2 separate regions of the Homo sapiens genome follow, and region 2 is linked to region 1. A link is an interaction called in ENCODE POLR2A ChIA-PET data of the cell type or tissue named here. Cell type or tissue: CD4-positive, alpha-beta T cell. All regions are shown on one strand. Each heading gives the region's core, and the rest is flanking DNA. Links, peaks and the distances in the headings are about the cores only.

What was found. ChIA-PET counts read pairs that join two places held together with the same protein. Peaks named below come from ENCODE experiments on the same cell type or tissue, not always from the same donor. Only the 100,000 strongest peaks of a DNase experiment are listed, where the experiment ranks them.
Region 2: POLR2A ChIA-PET joins it to region 1 with 5 read pairs; 3 of 35 experiments call an interaction of 5 or more read pairs at or near these places.

Annotation. Positions count from the first base shown.
Region 1 is chr1:169,902,792-169,913,170 of GRCh38, reverse strand. No RefSeq gene overlaps it. Among named protein-coding and RNA genes, the nearest start is that of SCYL3, 14 kb to the right of the region's middle. In CD4-positive, alpha-beta T cell, for the core only: no CTCF peak of the experiment used is centred there; a DNase peak (open chromatin) is centred at 4,290; H3K27ac peaks cover 556 bases.
Region 2 is chr1:169,768,212-169,778,590 of GRCh38, reverse strand. No RefSeq gene overlaps it. Among named protein-coding and RNA genes, the nearest start is that of METTL18, 22 kb to the left of the region's middle. In CD4-positive, alpha-beta T cell, for the core only: no CTCF peak of the experiment used is centred there; no DNase peak of the experiment used is centred there.

The DNA.
Region 1 (10,379 bases), core at 2,367-7,366:
AGGTGCTGAGGTACTGGGGGTTAAGACTTCAACATATATTTTTGGGAAGGGATACAATTCAAACTATAATGCTATGCACACGCTGAGCGTAGAAATGAGTTTACTTGTGCATTCATGCAAAATTACAATGTGTTGGCCAGGCACAGTGGCTCATGTCTGTAATCCCAGCACTTTGGGAGGCCGAAGTGGGTGGATCACCTGAGGTCAGGAGTTCAAGACCAGCCTGGCCAACGTGGTGAAATTCCATCTTTACTAAAAATACCAAAAAAATTAGCCAGGCATGGTGCTGGGCGCCTATAATCCCAGCTACTTGGGAGGCTGAGGCAGAAGTTGCAATGAGGTAAGATCATGCCACTGCACTCCAGCCTGGGTGACAAGAGTGAAACTCCATCTCAAAAAAAACAAAAAAATTTACACTGTGTTCTACTGGTGTCTCACAATTCCTGCTGGCCCAAATACTCAAAATAAGTGATAAAAAGAAAATTTTAAGGCCGGGCGCGGTGGCTCACGCCTGTAATCCCAGCACTTTGGGAGGCCGAGGTGGGTGGATCACAAGGTCAGGAGATTGAGACCATCCTGGCTAACACGGTGAAACCCCATCTCTACTAAAAAACAAAAAATTAGCCAGACGCAGTGGCAGGCGCCTGTAGTCCCAGCTACTGGGGAGGCTGAGTCAGGAGAATGGCGTAAACCTGGGAGGCGGAGCTTGCAGGGAGCCGAGATCGCGCCACTGCACTCCAGCCTGGCGACAGAGTGAGACTCCATCTCAAAAAAAGAAAAAAAGGAAAATTTTAAAAGCAACCAGAGGTTGCAATTTTATAAAGACACATTATATACAGAAGAAAACGACAAGGATATTAGCAAATTTCTTATTTTGCTATGGAGAAGATAGCAGAACAGTATCTTTAAAGTACTGTAAAAAAAAAAAAAACCTGTCAATCTAGAATTCTATACCCAGTGTGATGGTTAATTTAATGTCACAAAGTTTTATATGGCTACAGTAAGGGATGCCCAGATATCTGGTAAAGCATTATTTATGGGTGTGTCTGTGAGGGTGTTTCTGGAAGAGATTAGCATTTGAATCAGTAGACTGAGTAAAGATCTGCCAGCCAGGTGTGGTGGCTCCTGCCTGTAATCCCAGAGTTTTGCGAGGCTGAGGCAGGAGGATCACTTAATGCCCAGAGTTTGAGACCAGCCTGGTTAACATAGCAGGACCCCATCTCTACAAAACATAAAAAATTACCTGGGCATGGTGGTGTGCACATGTAGCCTTAGCTACTCAAGAAGCAAGGCAGGAGGATCACTTGAGCCCAGTTAGTTCAGGGCTGCAACGAGCTATGATTGCACCACTGCACTCCAGCCTGTGTAAAAGAGTGAGACACTGTCTCAAAAAATAAGAAAAAAAGCCCAGGCATGGTGGCTCACACCTGTAATCCCAGCACTTTGGGACGCTGAGGCAGGAGGATCACAAGGTCAAGAGATCGAGACTATCCTGGCCAACATGCTGAAACCCCGTCTCTACAAAAAATACAAGAATCAGCTGGGCATGGTGGCGCATGCCTCTAGTCCCAGCTACTTGGGAGGCTGAGACAGGAGAATCATTTGAACCCCAGGGGGCAGAGGTTGCAGTGAGCCAAGATCGCGCCTCTGCACTCCAGCCTGGTGACAGAGTGAGATTCCATCTCTTAAAAAAAAAAAAAAAAATCTGCCCTTACCAGGGTGGGTGGGTATTATTTAATTCATTGAGGGCCTGAATAGAGCAAAAAGGTGAAGAAAGCTTTCTTTTTGAGGTAGGGTGTCTATCTTCTACCTTCAGACATCAGAGCTCCTGGTTCTCAGGCCACTGCACTGTGGGATTTATACCAGCAGCTCTCCTCATACTGAGATACACCATTGACTCCCCCGGTTCTTAGGCTTTTGGACTCAGAATGAATGACACCACCAGCTTTCCTGGTTCTCCAGCTTGCAGATGGCATATTTTGGGACTTCTCAGTCTCCATAATCTTGTAAGCCAATTCTCATAATAAATCTACTCCTATCTAGCTATACCTGTCTATATAGATGGTCCCTGACTTACGATGGATCCCTTTATGATTTTTTACTTTGTGATGGTGGGAAAACAATATATATTCAGGACGTTCCTCAACTTATGACAAGGAACGCCTGTATATCCTTCTGGTTCTGTTTCTGTGGAAAGCCCTAATACACCCAGTGAAAATATCTTCCAAAAATGAAAGTGAAAAAAATGATATTTTCAGAGGTACAAAAGCAGAAAGAATTCTTCACCAGCAGACCCACACAATATAAATGTTAAAGTCTTTCAGGCAGAAAAAAATGATACCAGATGAACTATGGATCTACACCAAATAATGAAGAGCATTGAAAATGGTAACTACATGGGCAAATATTCCCTAGCTTCCTAGTCTCACAGCCAGAAGCCCCTACCATGAATCATTTCTTGAGGTGAGAGGGGTTGGGGGGCGCAGGCAGGGGCAGGGGTGGAAGAGAAGAATTTCTACTTAAGTATTATCAGGACAAACGTCTGTGTGGCTAATTTTAGCTCTCCAGAAGAAAACTTCATTCTCATGGAAGTCTAGCAAACATTATTTTCAGGAAAACTGATTTATTCTCAAGAAGTGCAAATAATCACATAAGACCACAGAGTTCTGTCCCAGCTCATGTTGGGGATAATTGTCTTTCTCGTGCATTAGTAGAAATAAAATGATGCTTGCTCAAACACCAGCAACTTGTTTCACAAGTTGAGCGGTTCTCAAACATTACCTTAAATGAGAATCACCGGGTGGGCTTGCTGGGCCAGACTGGAATTGTTTGTGATTCAGCAGGTCTGAGATGGGGCTCAAAAACTTGCTTTTTTTTTTTTTGAGACGGAGTTTCACTCTTGTTGCCCAGGCTGGAGTGCAGTGGTATGATCTCAGCTCACTGCAACCTCTGCCTCCCGGGTTCAAGTGATTCTCCTGCCTCAGCCTCCTGAGTAGCTGGGATTACAGGCCCACCACCACCACACCCGGCTAATTTTTGCATTTTTTTAGTAGAGACGGGGTTTCACAATGTTGGCCAGGCTGGTCTGGAACTCCTGTCCTCAGAAGATCCACCCACCTCGGCCTCCCAAAGTGCTGGGATTACAGGCGTGAGCCACTTGCATTTCTAACAAGTTCCCAGGGGCTGCTGCTGGCTCCGGTCAAGGACCACACTTTGAGAACCACTGCGCTAGTTCGCAGTATGGGCCCTGTTGTTTATACTAGTATGCATTTTATGGAATCATCTGGGGAGCTTTAAAAATATATATATCCAACTCAAACCAATTAAATCATCTTTGGGGATGGAACACATGCATCACGTGGTTTAAAAGTTCTGCCAGGTCCCGACGGGCTGCCCGGCCGTGCACCGGGACCGGGTCGGGTGCAGAGAGCCCCTAGTCCTGGGAAATGGGGTGCAGCCGAAAAGGCAGCCACCCCCACGCCCTTCATACAAGGCACGTTCGTAGGGAACCTGGCGCTGAATCACTCAGAGACGACCTGCTTCTGGGTCGGGGTTTGGGGTTTCCTATGTAGCAGAGCAACTCTCTCGCTGAAATGTATTGAAAGTCAGCCCTGGACATATAAAAAATTTTTTTTAATTATTTCAAAAAAAATTCTGCCAGGTGATTTTAATGTGCAACCAGGGTTGAGAATTGCTAGTTCATAGGAAATTAACTGGTAGGTATATCTTCAGTATCTGAAACCAGTAAATACACAGGAATTCCCACATGAAACTTCTTGAAATGGCTGTGTGCTTGTTTATAGTTTAGGTATAGGTTCCTTAGTTATAGGTTCCTGTCCAGGTTATATGGGAGAGCAAGGATGTTGTGAGCATGAAATTCTTGTGCCAGTAGATACTACATCTGTATTATTTGTTCCAGCAGATGTGGCAGATGCTGATGTTATAATGTAACTACAATTACTGTTTGTAGTTCAGGCAACAGGACACAGGGGTTCTGCTTCCACATCAGATACATTGGTTGACCTAAAAGTAGCAACAGCAAAAGCTACCATCCTGAGTACCTACAAGCACACAATATAGTACACACAAAACCAGCTGCCGTAGTGGTAATCACTAATGGCTGTTGAGTTGCACAACTGGTCATAAATATTGTCATCATCCCTAATACAATTAAAAGTATAGTGTATATAGTGTAACAGTGTAGCCAAAATTGTCACCAAAGGGTAAATATAACTTTAGTCCATTATATCTTAGGCCTTTTTTTCTTAGCTTGTTCATCACCAGATGTGAGTCATCTGGTCTCTTAGTTACCTATTTCTGTTTCTGCCTTCACCACTACTTCCTTTTTGTTTTTTTGTTTTTGCTTTTTTTTTTTTTTTTTTTTTGAGATGAAGTCTCCCTCTGTCACCCAAGCTGGAGTGCAGTGGCGCAATCTTGGCTCACTGCAAGCTCCGCCTCCTGGGTTCAAGCGATTCTCCTGCCTCACCCTCCCAAAGTAGCTGGGACTACAGGTGCGTACCACCACACCTAGCTGTACTACTTCCATTTCTTTAATGCAAGTCTCTCTCTGAGTAATCAGGCCTCTAGTCCTGCAAAATAAGTGTTTGACACTAATAGAAGGTATTTATTCTAGCCTAAATAGCTATCCTCTCCTATCAGACAAGCTCATTTCCTCATTGGAGGGAAAACTCCTAGCAATGCTTCTTCTTTGCCTTGGGAATATATCCATTGAGTCCCATCAGCTAGAGGAAGGAGAAGAAAAACTGAATGCAATTAGGGACCCCACAAGCCTTTCTGAAAAGTAATTTTCCTCTTCTGCATCTGGTTGTGTACCATCACTTGATGCAGTATGGAAGTGCCTCAGATTCTCTCCAAGTGGTTGGAGTACCCTCTTTATATTCTTCATTTAATTCCCTAATCTATTGGATTCAGAGATGGAAATAACCCCTATTGTCCCAGTTTTCCTTTTTATAGGCTTGTGGTTCAAGTTAGAGCATCTATTTCATATATTTATAAACCTCTCCCTCATCAAGTTGGTATCTACATACATCAGCAGGGCTTTCTATAGTTACTTTTCCCAAGCTGGGTTTACACTAATTATCGAGGCATTTTGTTTCCATCTATGTGACCATATAGTCAGCCCATCAGCCGCAGCCCACCAATCACCTGGCTTCTTGTACTGTCTGCATTGAAACTACCTGGAGCTAAATATATTGTGCCAATTTGCTTGGTCCTTCTTTTCTGAGGGCATGTAGGTGGGAAGGCAGAGCCTAGCATTTAACTTTATTTCAGGTTATGGTGGCATTGCTATCCGTGACGCACTAGTAGTCTTTGTGTTTCCACTGTAAATCCTACCAGGGTATTTTCCTCTTATCACAGGTTCCCCTTTGATCTCAGTTGACACAGCCATCCTTCAGAATAGTGGAGGCCCAGTGTCTGCCATGCCGCCTTCTTGTGAGTGTAATATTTTGGCCCCTTCCTTAAAGTACGATTGATATTTTAATTCGCTCCAGATCTGAGCCATCACTCTGGACTGTTCGCAGTTTAATCTGTTTCAAAATATAGTTAGAAGCTTTGTTGCTACGATGTAGGCACCAGACCCATAAGACCTTCCAACTCAAGTAGCTCCAACTGGACCAAAAGTGGTTGTTTTTCTAAGGGCATAAATTTGTTTGTATCCCCTGGAATCCCTTACATCAAAATCCCACTGGTGGCTCCTGAAGCTTTCCTGACCTGATAGGGATCATCCACAGATCTAAGATCCAGAATCCAGTAAGTAATGCCACTAAAGAAAATTCTGAGACTAATGGGGGCACCTCTTTTTAATTGGGCTTGTATCAGTCAGAGTTTGATCAGAAAAACAGAACCACTATGAGTGATATAGCATATGGAATTTATTACAGGATTACCTCTTGTACAATTATAGCACCATTGTATAATATGAAACTATTCAAAGGAAGTAAAAATGAGCTCTAAGGAACATTCCCTGGCCCTAGAGTAAAGGGAACTGGCACATGTTCCTGGCACCATTTCAGATTTTCTATGAACCCAAGATGACTACACATCTCTGTTTCCATGGGAGTATCCTTTGTGGTTATTGTGTCCATCTCACTGTTGCATGTTGGGTAAGGGTGGAGAGTTCAAGATGGCAGGTACCTTCTTTCAGTCCACAGGTTCTAGATCAAGAAGAGCCATACTAGAAGAGAACCTGAACACCACTCCCAAAGAGCCTCATCCATGCCTGGATGTGATTTTGATGATGAGATCCTACACTTTAAACCAGAGCCTAATGCCATAACGATAGGAGGTTTTTGGCAGAGGAGGTAAGCATATTTTGCTTGTGGATGGGATGTAAATAACTGTGGCAGAAGGAGATATGTAACTAAAAAAGGTGACCATGGTATTCTCCAGCTCCTCTCATCAAAAGATGGACTCTATTTCCTCACTTTTTGAAACTGGGCTTCCCTTGTATCTCACTTCTACCAATAGAATGAGACAGAAATGATGAGTGAGTTCTTACAGGTTCAGCTCTTTTTCCTTCTTCTCTACAATTTACTACTGTTTCAAGTCTGCTGTGTAATCAGCACTGCACTAGTACATGAATATGAAGCTGAACCCCTCAGATTATATCTATTACAGCTTGCACCAGGTGGGACATGGAGCTGCCCACTAAGGCTTAGACTCCAGGAGGGTGAGTCAAGGAAACATCACCTTTTGGTTAGCTTAACTGTCAGGGTTTTTTCTTTTTTCTTTTATTTTTTTTTTACCAGAAGCAGAAATACTTTTTATTCTTTTAAAAATGTTTGTTATTTTTATTTTTTATTATACTTTAAGTTCTAGGGTACATGTGCACAACATGCAAGTTCATTACATATGTATACATGTGCCATGTTGGTGTGCTGCACCCATCAACTCGTCATTTACATTAGGTATATCTCTAATGCTATCCCTCCCACCTCCTCTCACCCCACAACAGGCCCCGGTGTGTAATGTTCCCCTTCCTGTGTCCAAGTGTTCTCATTGTTCAATTCCCACCTGTGAGTGAGAACATGCAGTGTTTGGTTTTCTGTCCTTGCGATAGTTTGCTCAGAATGATGGTTTCCAGCTTCCTCCATGTCCCTACAAAGGACATGATCTCATCCTTTTTTATGGCTGCATAGTATTCCATGGTGTATATGTGCCACATTTTCTTAATCCAGTCTATCATTGTTGGACATTTGGGTTGGTTCCAAGTCTTTGCTATTGTGAATAGTGCTTCAATAAACATATGTGTGCATGTGTCTTTATTGTAGAATGATTTATAATCCTTTGGGTATATACCCAGTAATGGGATGGCTGGGTCAAATGGTATTTCTAGTTCTAGATCCTTGAGGAATCGCCACACTGTCTTCCACAATGGTTGAACTAGTTTGCAGTCCCACCAACGGTGTAAAACTGTTCCTATTTCTCCACATCCTCTCCAGCACCTGTTGTTTCTTGACTTTTTAATGATCACCATTCTAAGAGCTTCTTTATTTCCAGTCCTGGGCTGAAGGAATCTTATTGTTGTGTTCCAGCTTTATTGAGATATAATGGACAGATTAAAAATTGTATGTATTCAAGGTGTACACTGTGATGACTTGATAGATGGATACATTGTGAAATGATTATCATAGCCAGGCACGGTGGCTCACAGCTGTAATCCTAGCACTTTGGGAGGCCGAGGTGGGGGGATCACTTGAGCCCAGGAGTTCAAGACCAGCCTGGGCAGCAAAGAGAGATCTCATCTCTACTAAAATTCTAGAAAAAATTGGCTGGGCATGGTGGTGCATGCCTGTAGTCCCAGCTAGTTGGGGGTGGGGAGAACGTGAGGGGTGCTGAGTTGGGAGGATCGCTTGAATCTGGGAGGTTGAGGCTGCTGCGAGTCCTGATTGCACCACAGCACTGCAGTCCAGGTGACAGAGTGAGGCTTTGTCTTTAAAAAAAAAAAAAAAAAAAAAAAGATTATCATCACCACAATTAGTTACTATTTGTGTGTATGTGGGGTGAGGAAGGGGGAAGCCACTTAAAATCCACTGTCTCCAAATGTCAAGTATACAATGCAGTATTAGTAAGTGTAATCAGTGTGTTGTATGTTAGATCCCCAGAGCTTAGTCATCTTAAACTGAAAGTCTATACCCTTTGTCCAGCATCTCCCAATTTCCCCCACCCCACAGCTTCTGGCAACCACCTGCTACTCTCTGCAAAGGCATCAGTTTTAATTTGGTGATTTTGAAAAGGAGAACCACACAAGTTTGGAGGGTTCATACAAACTCCAGAAATGGAGTGAAATAGTTAAGAAAGGGACGCTGAGCCTGTGTTAGTCCATTCCCACATTGCTAGAAAGAACAACCTGAGACAGGGTAATTTATGAAGAAAAGAGGTTTAATTGATTCACAGTTCCACAGGCTGTATAGCAAGCATGGCTGGGGCATCCTCAGGAAACTTAAAGTCATGGTGGAAGGGCGAAGGGGAAGCAAGCACCTTCTTCACATGATGGAGCAGGAAAGAAAGAGAGCAGGGGTAGGTGCTACACACACACTTTTAAACAACCAGATCTTATGAGAACTCAGTATCACCAGGAGAACACAGGGGAAATCCACCCCTATGATCCAGTCACCTCCCACCAGGTCCCTCCCCCAACACTGGGAATTAGAATTTGACAGGCGATTTGGGTGGGGACACAGAGCCAAACCACATCAGGGCCTATCAATCATTTCTCACTGAAATTACCAAGTCTAGCTACTTGTTTTTATTTTTTAACATTTCTAATGTCTTTATGAGTATCCTCAATTTTTAGTTTTCTCAAATTTGACTTTTAATAACACAGAATATGTTATAAGGCACATGCTGTTGATAGAGTTCCACTTTGTTTCAACTGTTAATGACTTGATGAATGTGATATTCATCTCCCTTCATGTGTACCTGTGTACATGCTCGTACACAGTGATATGGTTTGGCTCTGTGTCCCCACCCAAATCTCATGTTGAAGTATGACCCTCAGTGTTGGAGGTGGGACCTAGTGGGAGGTGACTGGATCATGGAGGTGGTTTGTAATGATGTAGCGCCATCCCCCTAGTGCTGTCTCGTGACAGAGTTCTCATGAGATCTGGCTGTTTAAAAGTCTGTAGGGTCTCCCCTTTCACTCTTTTCCTCCTGCTTCTGACATGTAAGATGTGCTTGCTTCCCCTTCACCTTCTGCCATCATTTTAAGTCACCTGAGGCCTCCCCAGAAGCAGAAGCCTGTACAACCCACGGAACCATAAGCCAATTAAACTTCCTTTGTTTATAAATTACCTAGTCTCAGGTATGTTTTTATAGCTGAGCAAGAATGGACTAATACACATAGCATGGTCTTTTTTTTTAATTGAGAAATAATACAGATACCATAAAAGTACCTTTTTAAAATTTACATTTAAAATGTACTTTAAAAATATAATTTAGTGGATTTTAGTATATTCTAAAGGTTGCACAACCATCACCATTATCCAGTTCCCAGAATGCTTTCATCACTCCAAAAGGAAACCTCCTACCCATTAGCAGTCATGCCCCCATTCCTCCTTACCCCCAGCCCCTAGCAACCATGTATCTGCTTTCTTTCTGTGTGGATTTATCTAACCTGGACATTTCATATAAATGCACTCAAACAATGTGTGGCTTTTTGTGCCTGGATTCTTCCACTTAACATGATGTTTTCACAGCATCCATGTTGTCACACGTATGAAAACTTTATCCCTTCCAATGGCCAAATAATATTCCATTGTTTGGAATACATTTTGTTCAGCCATTCATTGGTCCAGGCATTTTTTAGGCGGCAATAAAAGTACTCAAAATGAAGACACAGCAAAGCTCCAAATGCACACATCTACCCAGCAGACAAGTGACTTCACTGTCTACTATCACGGGGAGCAGAAAGAGTGCCCTGAATTGAGCTCCCCTCTGAGACCTAACCAAATGCACACCTGGCCCAACCTTTGTCTGGAGAGTTAATTTTGTGGTACCAATTTCTGTTTTAGTTTTTCTCTCTAAAATAACTTTATTAGTGTAATCACATTTTCATGTAATTCCTAATTACCCTTCTTGGTCTGAATTCCTATTATTAAAATGCCGTGTTTACACACTTGGTTTAGGGCTACTCTGATTTCAGCACATCACTACCGGATTTCCTTTAGCTGTTTCTTGGTTTCCTATTTCTTGCAGAAGATAAAAAAGACAAATAAGCCCTTCCTCTTCCTCCGCACCTCTCTTATCAAAAATGGTGAGAAGATAGCAGTGGTGCTATTCCTTGTGTTTTGGGAACACACGTGTCTTTGCCACTTGGTTGTACACACCGTAGTGGCTTTTACTGCTGCTAATGTCAC
Region 2 (10,379 bases), core at 3,272-8,271, 140 kb after region 1:
TGCATGTGTATAATCCCAGCTATTCAGGAGGCTAAGGCAGGGGGATCACTTGAACCCGTGAGGCGGAGGTTGGAGTGAGCCGAGATCATGCCACTGCACTCCAGCCTAGGTGACAGAGTGAGACTCCATCTAAAAAAAAAGGGAGTTTTTGGTTGTGCAATTAGAGTGAAAATGATAAATGATATAAATGATTATGTTCAAAACAACTGAGGGAGGGGACCTGGGGACAGAAATCATATGTAACTAGTTAGAGTAGTTTATCAGCAAAAAGAAGTGGAGAACTGAGGTGACAACTGGAAGGAGCAGTGGGATCTGGAGAACGATCTCTTAAGCTGGGGAACAACATAAAACACAGCCTGTGTGTGTGGTGATGGACTGATCCTGCAGAAAAAGAAGATTTATTTTTAGTTGTTTTATATATATATATATATTTTTTTATTATACTTTAAGTTTTAGGGTACATGTGCACAACGTGCAGGTTTGTTACATATGTATACATGTGCTATGTTGGTGTGCTGCACCCATTAACTCATCATTTAACATTAGGTATATCTCCTAATGCTATCCCTCCCCACTCCCCTCATCCCACAACAGGCCCCAGTGGGTGATGTTCCCCTTCCTGTGTCCAAGTGTTCTCATTGTTCAATTCCCACCTATGAGTGAGAACATGCAGTGTTTGGTTTTTTGTCCTTGTGATAGTTTGCTGAGAGTGATGGTTTCCAGCTTCCTCCATGTCCCTACAAAGGACATGAACTCATCATTTTTTATGGCTGCATAGTATTCCATGGTGTATATGTGCCACATTTTCTTAATCCAGTCTATCATTGTTGGACGTTTGGGTTGGTTCCAAGTCTTTGCTATTGTGAGTAGTGCCACAATAAACATACGTGTGCATGTGTCTTTATAGCAGCATTGTTTATAATCCTTTGGGTATATACCCAGTAATGGGATGGCTGGGTCAAATGGTATTTCTAATTCTAGATCCCTGAGGAATCGCCACACTGTCTTCCACAATGGTTGAACTAGTTTACAGTCCCACCAACAGTGTAAAAGTGTTCCTATTTCTCCACATCCTCTCCAGCACCTGTTGTTTCCTGACTTTTTAATGATTGCCATTCTAACTGGTGTGAGATGATATCTCATTGTGGTTTTGATTTGCATTTCTCTGATGGCCAGTGATGATGAGCATTGAAAAAGAAGACTTTTTTTTCCCTTTAGGAGCTACTCTGTTAATTGAAGAAAAGGAAAACTTGATGGAAGAAAATGAGAGAGAATGAGAGAATTGCTAGAGCAATGGCCTTGAGTTGGTAAGAGCTGATAATATTCAAAACTGAAGTGGAAGGGTTAGCCTTAGATAGAAGCACAGATAGGCAGTACATCCATGGTAATGAGAGGAAATGCAAAGTATATGGTACAGGGCTAGATAAGGCAGTAGGAGTTTGTGGAAACTCTCTTTTGATGGCTTCTATTTTCTCAGAGAAATAGGAAACAAGATCATCAGTTAAAAATGAGGGAGGGGGGAAGAGATAATAGTAGTATGAAGAGAGAGGGAAGGGTATGGAGCAGTCACATGAATGGAATTGAGGAAATGTAGTATGACTGACAGGCATACTGTCGCATAAGGGCCCGCTTGAAGTTAGCAATTCTAAATTTAAACGGAGACCTGTTTAAATCTAAAGGGAGCAAGGCTTTGTAGATTTTCTCCAACTATGATCTAGTAAATTGGTGAAGACCCAGAGTAGGCAGATAGTGGGATTTAAACAGGGTTGGGATCTAACGAAGAGAGATTAATGACACAAAGTTCAGCAACTCCTCTGTAGCATCAAAGTGGGAGTACTTGTACCTGGAATATGTCTTTTCCCTAGTGCAAGGGAACAACGCTGGGGCCTTGAGCTGCCAACAGACACTTGACGGTAACACTTGGTAGGATCCTTGACTGTGTGTTGCCTGAGGTGGAGGATTAGCATAAACACACACATTTGGCACCTCCAACAGCAATAAAAATGTGATCCAGTCAAGACAGCCTTCATAAGAAATGCTTCTACTCAAATTTCCACTCATTAGTGCTTCCTATCTTTTGCAGTTTGCTAACTTGGATCAGGATGAAAAAATTGGTTGGCTCCTGCTGGGGGAATTTTTTAATGTCACCATTCAATGTTTTGTGGTTTCCTGTATTAGAAAATGGCTGTTTACTCAATTTTGATTGTTGATGAGAATAGACATAATATCTGTTTTTGGTGGCTCTGAATATTTTCACACATTGATTAACCCATCAACCGCATTTACTAAACTCCTACTCCATGCAAAGCCCTAGCTGATAAAATAGTGTAAAGAACACTGTTCCTCATGTTAATGGCCTTAAAAGCTTACTGGGGCCAGATATTGTGGCTCATGCCTGTAATCCCAGCATTTTGGGAGGCCACAGTGGGAGGATCAATTGAGATCAGCAGACCAGCCTGGGTAACATAGTGAGATTCCATCTCACAAAAAATAAAAAATGAAAAGTAGTGGGGTATGGTGGCACATGCCTGTAGTCACAGCTACTCACTAGGCTGAGGTGGGAGGACTGTTGAGCTGGGAGGTAGAAGCTGCAGTGAGTTGTGATCACACCACTTCCCCCCATTCTAGGCGACAGAGTAAGACCTTGTCTCAAAAAAAGAAAATTTTTATTGAGTAGGTAATAAACAGTAAAAACCTTTTTACCTAAATGGCCAATGAGAGAAAAATATTTCTAGCAGTTCAGAGAAAAAGCTAGGGTTTGAGTGGTTAGGACAGGCTTTATAGAGGTAGGCCTGGAGATATAGAAAATGCTAAATTGGGGAAGAAAGTGAAGTGGTCCTGGAGAAGATACTTATTTAAAGGAAGGTTTGATAAGGAAAGGCTGAATGTACTCCAGGGGGGCAAAAAACTCATCCTGGTTAGGGCAGTGTTGTTGAAAAGGGTAGTTTGAGCTAAGTAACAGAGAGTCTTAAGGGCTGACTAAGGAATTTTGCCTTTGTTTTTTACTTCTTTAAAAGCCATTGAAGGTTATTAGCAAAGGAGCAGTGGTGTGAAACACTGATACTTTATAGCTGATCTCCTCACGGTGCTTGCGTATCCTAACAGAATGTTGTTAGGCCAGGCTATATTTTGGACAGTGGCTGAAAATAAATAATAGCTGTATACTATTGATTATATGACTGTACCACAATGTACAGTCTTAATCTATATTTTTAAAGCATTTTCCCCAATTTTTTTTAGCATTAAAAGCAATATTGCAATAGGCATTCTTGTGTGTAAACCCTTGTACACATGCCTAATTATGCTGGACAAATTGATGGGTCAGAGTATATAAATATTTTATTTTTATTTATTATTATTTTTTGAGACAGAGTTTTGCTCTTGTTGCCCAGGCTGGAGTACAGTGGCACAATGTCAGCTCACTGCAACCTCCACCTCCTGGGTTCAAGCAATTCTCCTGCCTCAGCCTCCCGAGTAGCCAGGATTACCAGCATACGCCAACATGCCTGGCTAGTTTTTGTATTTTTAGTAGAGACAGGGTTTCACCATGTTGGTCAGGATGGTCTCAAACTCCTGACTTCAGGTGATCCACCCGCCTTGGCCTCCCAAAGTGCTGGGATTATAGGCATGAGCCACCGTGCCTGGCCTATAAATATTTTTAAAGTGTTCTGATCTATATTAATTACATGCCGAACTAGGTGTATGATTTTTTTTTTTTTCTGAAACATTCGCAGCTCAGTATTCTTACAGATTTTGGTTATTTGTGGGAAAAGGCTATTTCCTTATTTGATGTTTATTTCTTTGAGAGTTTACTTCTTTGATAAGGTTAAACTTTTTCACATACATATATGCATAGTTTATGTTTTTTGTTTTGAATTGCTTTTAGCAGTTTAGTTTTGAATACTCCATTGGGAGTATTCATTGTTTTCTTACTGTTTTGTAAAGGCTCTTTTTGTATTCATATATATACATATATTTGTCATAAGTGCTACAAATTTTTTGTGTTTGCTTTTTAACTTTGTTTATAAAAATTTCTGATATATATTAGTTTTAAAAATTAGTATTTTACAAGCTTTTCATTTATGGTAATGTGGCACTATGTTAAAAAATGTCCCATCAGCCCAGCTCTTTGGGAGGCTGAGGTGCTTGAAGGCAGAAGTTCGAGATAAGCCTGGGAAACAAAGCAAGACCCCTGTCTCTACAAAAAATAAAAAATAAGTTGGATGGGGTGTCGCATGCCTGTAGTTCCTGCTACCTGGGGGGCTGAGCTGGGAGGATCACTTGAGCCCAGGAGTTCAAGGCTGCAGTGAGCCATGATCATGCCATTGCACTCTAGGCTAGGTGACAGAGCAAGACCCTGTCTCTGAAAAAAAAAAAAATTCCCATCAAAAGACTATATAACAACTTATATTTTCTTCAAGTATTTTGTGGTTTCTTTTTTTAAAAAAATTTAAATGTAATACATCTGGAATTTATTTTAATGTAAGATGAAGGCAGGAACCTAATTTTATCCTCCCTCCTTTCCTTCCTCCCCTCTAATGATTAGCTATTTGTCTTAACCCTATCTATGCCAATTTCTGCTGATTTGAATTATGTCATGTTTATCATACCTTAAATCTTCATCATAATTAGGTATAGTTCTGGTCTTTTTATGCTGTTTCATTGCTTTGCTGCCTATTGCTACACTAGTATTAAATTGTTTTCATCAATACACCTTTATAATAGAATTTTGTATCTGGCAGGCAAGACTCTCCTTGATTTCTGTCCTTTTCAGACCTTTTTTGTTTTGGGGGGAGTGGTGGGGTCCCATTCACTCTTCATATATGCTTATATTTCCCAGGTAAACTTTGTAATTATCTGACAATTTGTAAGCAATTCCTAAGATATTTCGTTTGACATTGTATTAAATGTATACATTAATTTGGTGAGAAATGGAACACCTAGACTATTAAATATTAGAATCCAGTAAGATGGTCTATCTCCCCATACATGTAAGTTTTTTTTTCTTTAGGCCATTATTAACATCTTTTAGTTTCTTTACATATCCTACAAATGTGTTAAGTTTATCCCTATGTTTCTTCTATCTTTTTTTTTTTTAACATTGTTAAAGTGAATAGGATTTTTCCCATTATATTTTTAAACTAGTGGTTTCTGGTAAATAGGAAAGCTGTTTATTTAGGACATTTCCCTTTTTTTTCCTAAGCTTGTCTTCCCTTGGCTTTATGACCCTTCTCTTTTCGCGGAATGCCTCAGATCTCACCTAGGGAAGCAATGTGGAGTAGCAGAAAAAGCTTTGGTTTAAAATCATGTCTTTGACTCTTGGTTCTGTATCTTAGAAATTGCATGACCTTGAACCAGTTAGTTAACTGGTTCTGAATATCAGTTTCTTCTTCTGAAAAATTGGGATCATAAAACCAACCTCATGGGTTTGTTGTGAGGATTAAATGAAATAATATGTGCTACACTTACTAGGTTCCAGTCCCTAGCATGATGCACATATAAATGCTCAATAAATGTTTGTTGAATAAATACTGTTAATAGAGAGCCACAATCTCCTAAAAGTATACCATGAGCATTTGTCCCTTGTACTTTTTAAGAGAAGAAGGTAACACATTATTAGATAAAAGGTCACTGAGCAAATTTTAATCTGCAACCTGGTGCCATGAATGAACAAACTGGGAAGTAAGAGTAGGGAGGCTTCCTGTCATGGAGGTGGCTACATAAATGGAATAATTCCAGGGGACTCAGAAACCTACTGTTCATACCTGTTTCCCAGCCATTGGCCACAGTGTCTGAAATGAAGTCGAGAGCCTGCTGTTGGGCCAGACAGCATTCTCCCCTTAGGTTATCTTTGAAAATACAATCACATTTGGACACAATATAAATCAGTTTATCAAATCACTTTTTTTTTCTGTAGAGATGAGATCCAGGCACCATGATATTTCTGGTGCCTATGGAAAAGGAAGACACAAAAAATGGAAAAGGAGGATTTCAAAGATTAATTTTGCTTGCATGACATTTTCCCCAGTAGTTGCCTGGGCAAGGGAACTCATTTGCAAATGATGATCTCTCATTTTCAGTTGAGGGTATTTCCTATTAGTCAGTTATCATTATGGCTTATAAATATGTCCATTGTAAGTTTGCTAAGTATACAGCAATTCCCCAGAGGCTGGTTAGTCCTTGGTAAGTTTATGAATTTAACAATTTCAGGAACACGGGGTCGAAAGGTAAGGTACAACAGCCATGAGGTTGGAAGGAAAGAGCTAACACCCTGTGTCTTACCATGTTAGTCACTGAAAGCTATTGTTTGATTCCTATGGAAAGTGTCTTCTTAAAACAAATCTTCTCTGAGAATTGTCTTTCCACTGTTGCCTAGACCAGTTAAGTATACAGGTCATTTTCTTGTTCTTGACAGAGTTTTGGGAACAGTAAATCCTAAGAACCCCAGAGAATCTTGAACTTTCTAATAGGAGCTTCAAGTTTTCTGTTTTTCTGTCCTGAACGGGAAATAATTTTACAGTTATTAACTTCAACCAGTGAAACACCAAAAATGCTTCACTAGGAACATGTCCAATATCAGTGATCACATTTAAAAATCCTAAGTGAACAATTACATAAATTATCTAAGGACTCTTCTAATGTCTTACTTTCCTGTCTAACTGACACCAAAGAATAAAAATCTAAACTCTTCTTTCTCCAGTGCTGTTTTTATTTCTGCTACCAGTATCCTCTTCTTGGCAAATCAGAAGTCTTCCATCCATCCATCCATCCTTCCATCCATCCATCCATCCATCCATCCATTCTTTCACCCATCCAGTCATTCAGGCGATAAGAATTGAGAACATACTTAAGTGCACATTAGCTAGCTCTATGCTAGGTAATGTAGAGGTACAAAAAGCAGAATAAAATACTATCCCTGATCTCAAACTATTTACATTTCCCATAGAAAGACAAGACATGCTAAGACTCTGTGTCTGTTTCCTTTCACAGAAAAGTCTCTCAAGAATTGTCTGTGCTTGCAGGTTACATTTTCTCATTTCTCGTTATCTCCTCAATCTACTCTAATTGGTCTTCTGTCTCAACACTCCACTCAAAGTGCTCATCATATTTCCAAATCCAATGGTCACTTTTCTGTCCTTATATTATTTGACTGCCCAGAAGTTGATGACTGCCTCGCCTCTTTGACACCCTTCTTCTCTTGCCTTCTATGATGCTTCATCTCCTGGCTTTCCTCTCCACCTCATTGGGTGCTCAGTGTTACTTATTTTGCCAGTTTCTATTCCTCTTATAACCATCTAAATGTACACCAGAGTCCTAGGCCTTCATTGCCTCCTTATCTTCACCTACTTTGAGTATCTCATCTACTCCCCTGGCTTTAAATACTATGCATTTGCCAATGATCAGATTAATTTCCTTTTCCCTTACGTTTCTTATTTATTTATTGAGACAGGTTCTCACTCTGTCACCTAAGCTGGTTTGCAGTGGCGAGATCTTGGCTCACTGCAACCTCCGCCTCCTGTACTCAAGTGATCCTCCCATCTCAGCCCCCCAAGTGGCTTGGACCACAGTCATATGCCACCATGCCCAGGTAATATTTTGCATATTTTGTAGAGACAGGGTTTTCCCATGTTGCCCAGGCTGGTCTCAAACTCCTGAGCTCAACTGATCTGTCTGCCTTGGCCTTCCAAAGTCCTGGGATCACAGGCCTGACCTACCACACCTGACCCTGTCCCTTACCTTTCAATGGGCTCCACTCACCTGAAATCTCCACTGGGATGTCTAATAAGCCTCTCAAAATTAATTTGCAAAACAAAGCCTGTGATTCTCAATCTCCTTTATCTCAATTCACAGCACCCATTTATTCAGTTGCTCAGGTACAAACCTAGGAACCATTATTAATTTATTTTCTTTTTTTTACTCTCATATATGATCCATAAACCAAACCTATTATAGACTCTACCCCCAAAGTAGAGTGCCACTTTTATTTATTTCTACGACTACTATCCTAGTCTAAGCTACCATTATCTCTTGTCTGAGCCACTGAAATAGCCCCTAACTTAGTTTACTCCTACCTCATTATAGTTAATTCTCCAGAATTATCTTTTAAAAATACAAATCACACCTCTCACCCTAGTGCAAAACCTCCAGTGATTTTTAAATCCTCTTGGAATAAAATCTGGTTGCCTTATTATGACCTATAAGAGACTATATTATCTGGCTCTACTTATAATTCCAATCTCAGCATATAACAGTGTTTTCCTCTGTGCTTAGTATGCTGCAGGCACACTGGCCTTCTTTTTGGTCCTTGAACAGGCAAAGCTTGCACCCAAGGGCATTTGTATTTGCTATTCAGTCCAAAAGTTCTGTCCCCACATCTTTGCACACCTAGCTTCTCGGTATCCTTCAGGTCGCAGCTCACATGTGGTCTCTTTCTTAGAGAGATCTTTTCTAACCATGCAAAGGTAAGCAGGCTTCCTTCCAGTGCCTTTTCGCTGTCCATTACCTTGTTTCATTTTTTTCACAGTACGTACCATTGTCTGAAATCATCTTGTTAAATGATTTGTTTATGTATTTATTGTCTACCTTTCCCTCTCTGGAATGTCAATTCTGTGAGATCTAGGATTTTATGTGTCCTATTCACTGCTGTATCTTTACTACTTAGAATGATGTTCTTCACAGAAAGCCTCAAAATATTTGTTCAATGAATGAATAAATGAAAGATTCTTTAGAAGCTTCTCATTACATTTAGGGTAAGGTCCAAGATACTACATAGGTTTTAGAAGCCAATCCTTGCTGCTTTCTCTAGCCGTATTTTTCACCACCAGATCCCTTCTGAACTCTGCTTGGCTTTGACTATGTAGTATTACTTTTTACCATTTCCGTACTTTTGCACGTATTGTTCTTTTCCCCTGGATGTACTTCCTTCTCTGTACACATCTTTACCTGGATAATTTCTACTTATCTTTTAAGTCTTAGCTTAGAGTCCACTCTCTGTGGTGGTGGTTGGTAATCTTGCCAAGCTGCTTCCCATCAGATCAGGAAGATTGGAGTCTTCATTTAGAAAGTTCAGAGGTCTCCTTGTCTTCTTGGAATTGGATATTCCCATAATTGTCAATACCAATAAAAATGTTGGTGTTTTTGACTGAGACCATGGTGTGACAATTCTTAATGAAGGCTTGTTTTAAACCATCTATCACCATAGCAATCAGAAAATAGTTGTAGTGACTAATAGAGTAATAAAAATAAAAAGATTAGGCTAAACAAGGTGTTTCCTATGCAAACTGATGGCTTTTGGTTTCTCGCCCTTCTGCTCTTGGGTCTCTCAGATCTTTACTGTGTTTCCTAAGAAATGCTCATGTTTGGGAATTGGTCTCTAATCACCAAGTTTCGTGACTGTGTTTCTAGGTCAAAGCCAGACATCTGATTAAATTAAATTGGTCAAAAATCCTTGTTCTTGAGAATGGGAGTTTGTCATCTATAAAAGGCATTCCTTTCTTCAGGGAAGACAACTGAGGAGGAAAAGAACAAGAAAATATGATCATATTTATCATCCATGTGTGGCAGGTACCTGTAATCCCAGCTACTTGGGAAGCTGAGGCAGGAGAATCACTTGAACCCGGGAGACAGAGGTTGCAGTGAGCAGAGATCGCACCACCACAGTCTAGGCTGGGAGACAGAGTGAGACTCCATCTCAAAAAAAAAAATTTTTTTTAATGTTTCTTCCATGCCTGTAGGAAAAAGGCTCTGACGTCCTTTCTTCCACGTATCTCTCCTGAACTTCCAGGCTGGATTATGTTCCCCATGGTCTCTGCACTAATACTTCTATCACAGATATACCACATTATAATTATTTTTCTACTTGCAGATTGCCAAATAAAATTTCAAACATATCTATAATCTATATAAAATCAATAATATTTTTCTAACTTGGCATTTAATAAATAATTGTTGAGTTTGTTGAATGAATAGGTTATGGAAGAAAATTAAAGTAAACACGTCAACAAAAAATATCACAAGATCATATATAAGTAAATGTGATTTAAAGAGTCAGAAGAATGTCCTGAACTGCAGAGCAGTTAAATATCTCTGTGGGCTGAAGTAGCCAGGGGAGGCTTTGTAGGAGCACAGCCTTAGAGGTTGGATATAGTTGAGTAAACAAGATGGAGAGAGGACATTATTCCAAAAATAGTGGCAGAGAGGCACAGGCCAGTGAGCGGACAAGTACTGCAATGGAATTAGTGCCACAAAATCAGGTTAAAGTCCATTTAGATAGAGCTCTGATGCCCAGGCTAAGGAGTCAGAGCCTTTTTCCTACAGGCAAGGAGGAAACATTAAAAAAAAATGTGTTTTTTTTTGGGGACCGAGTCTCACTCTGTCTC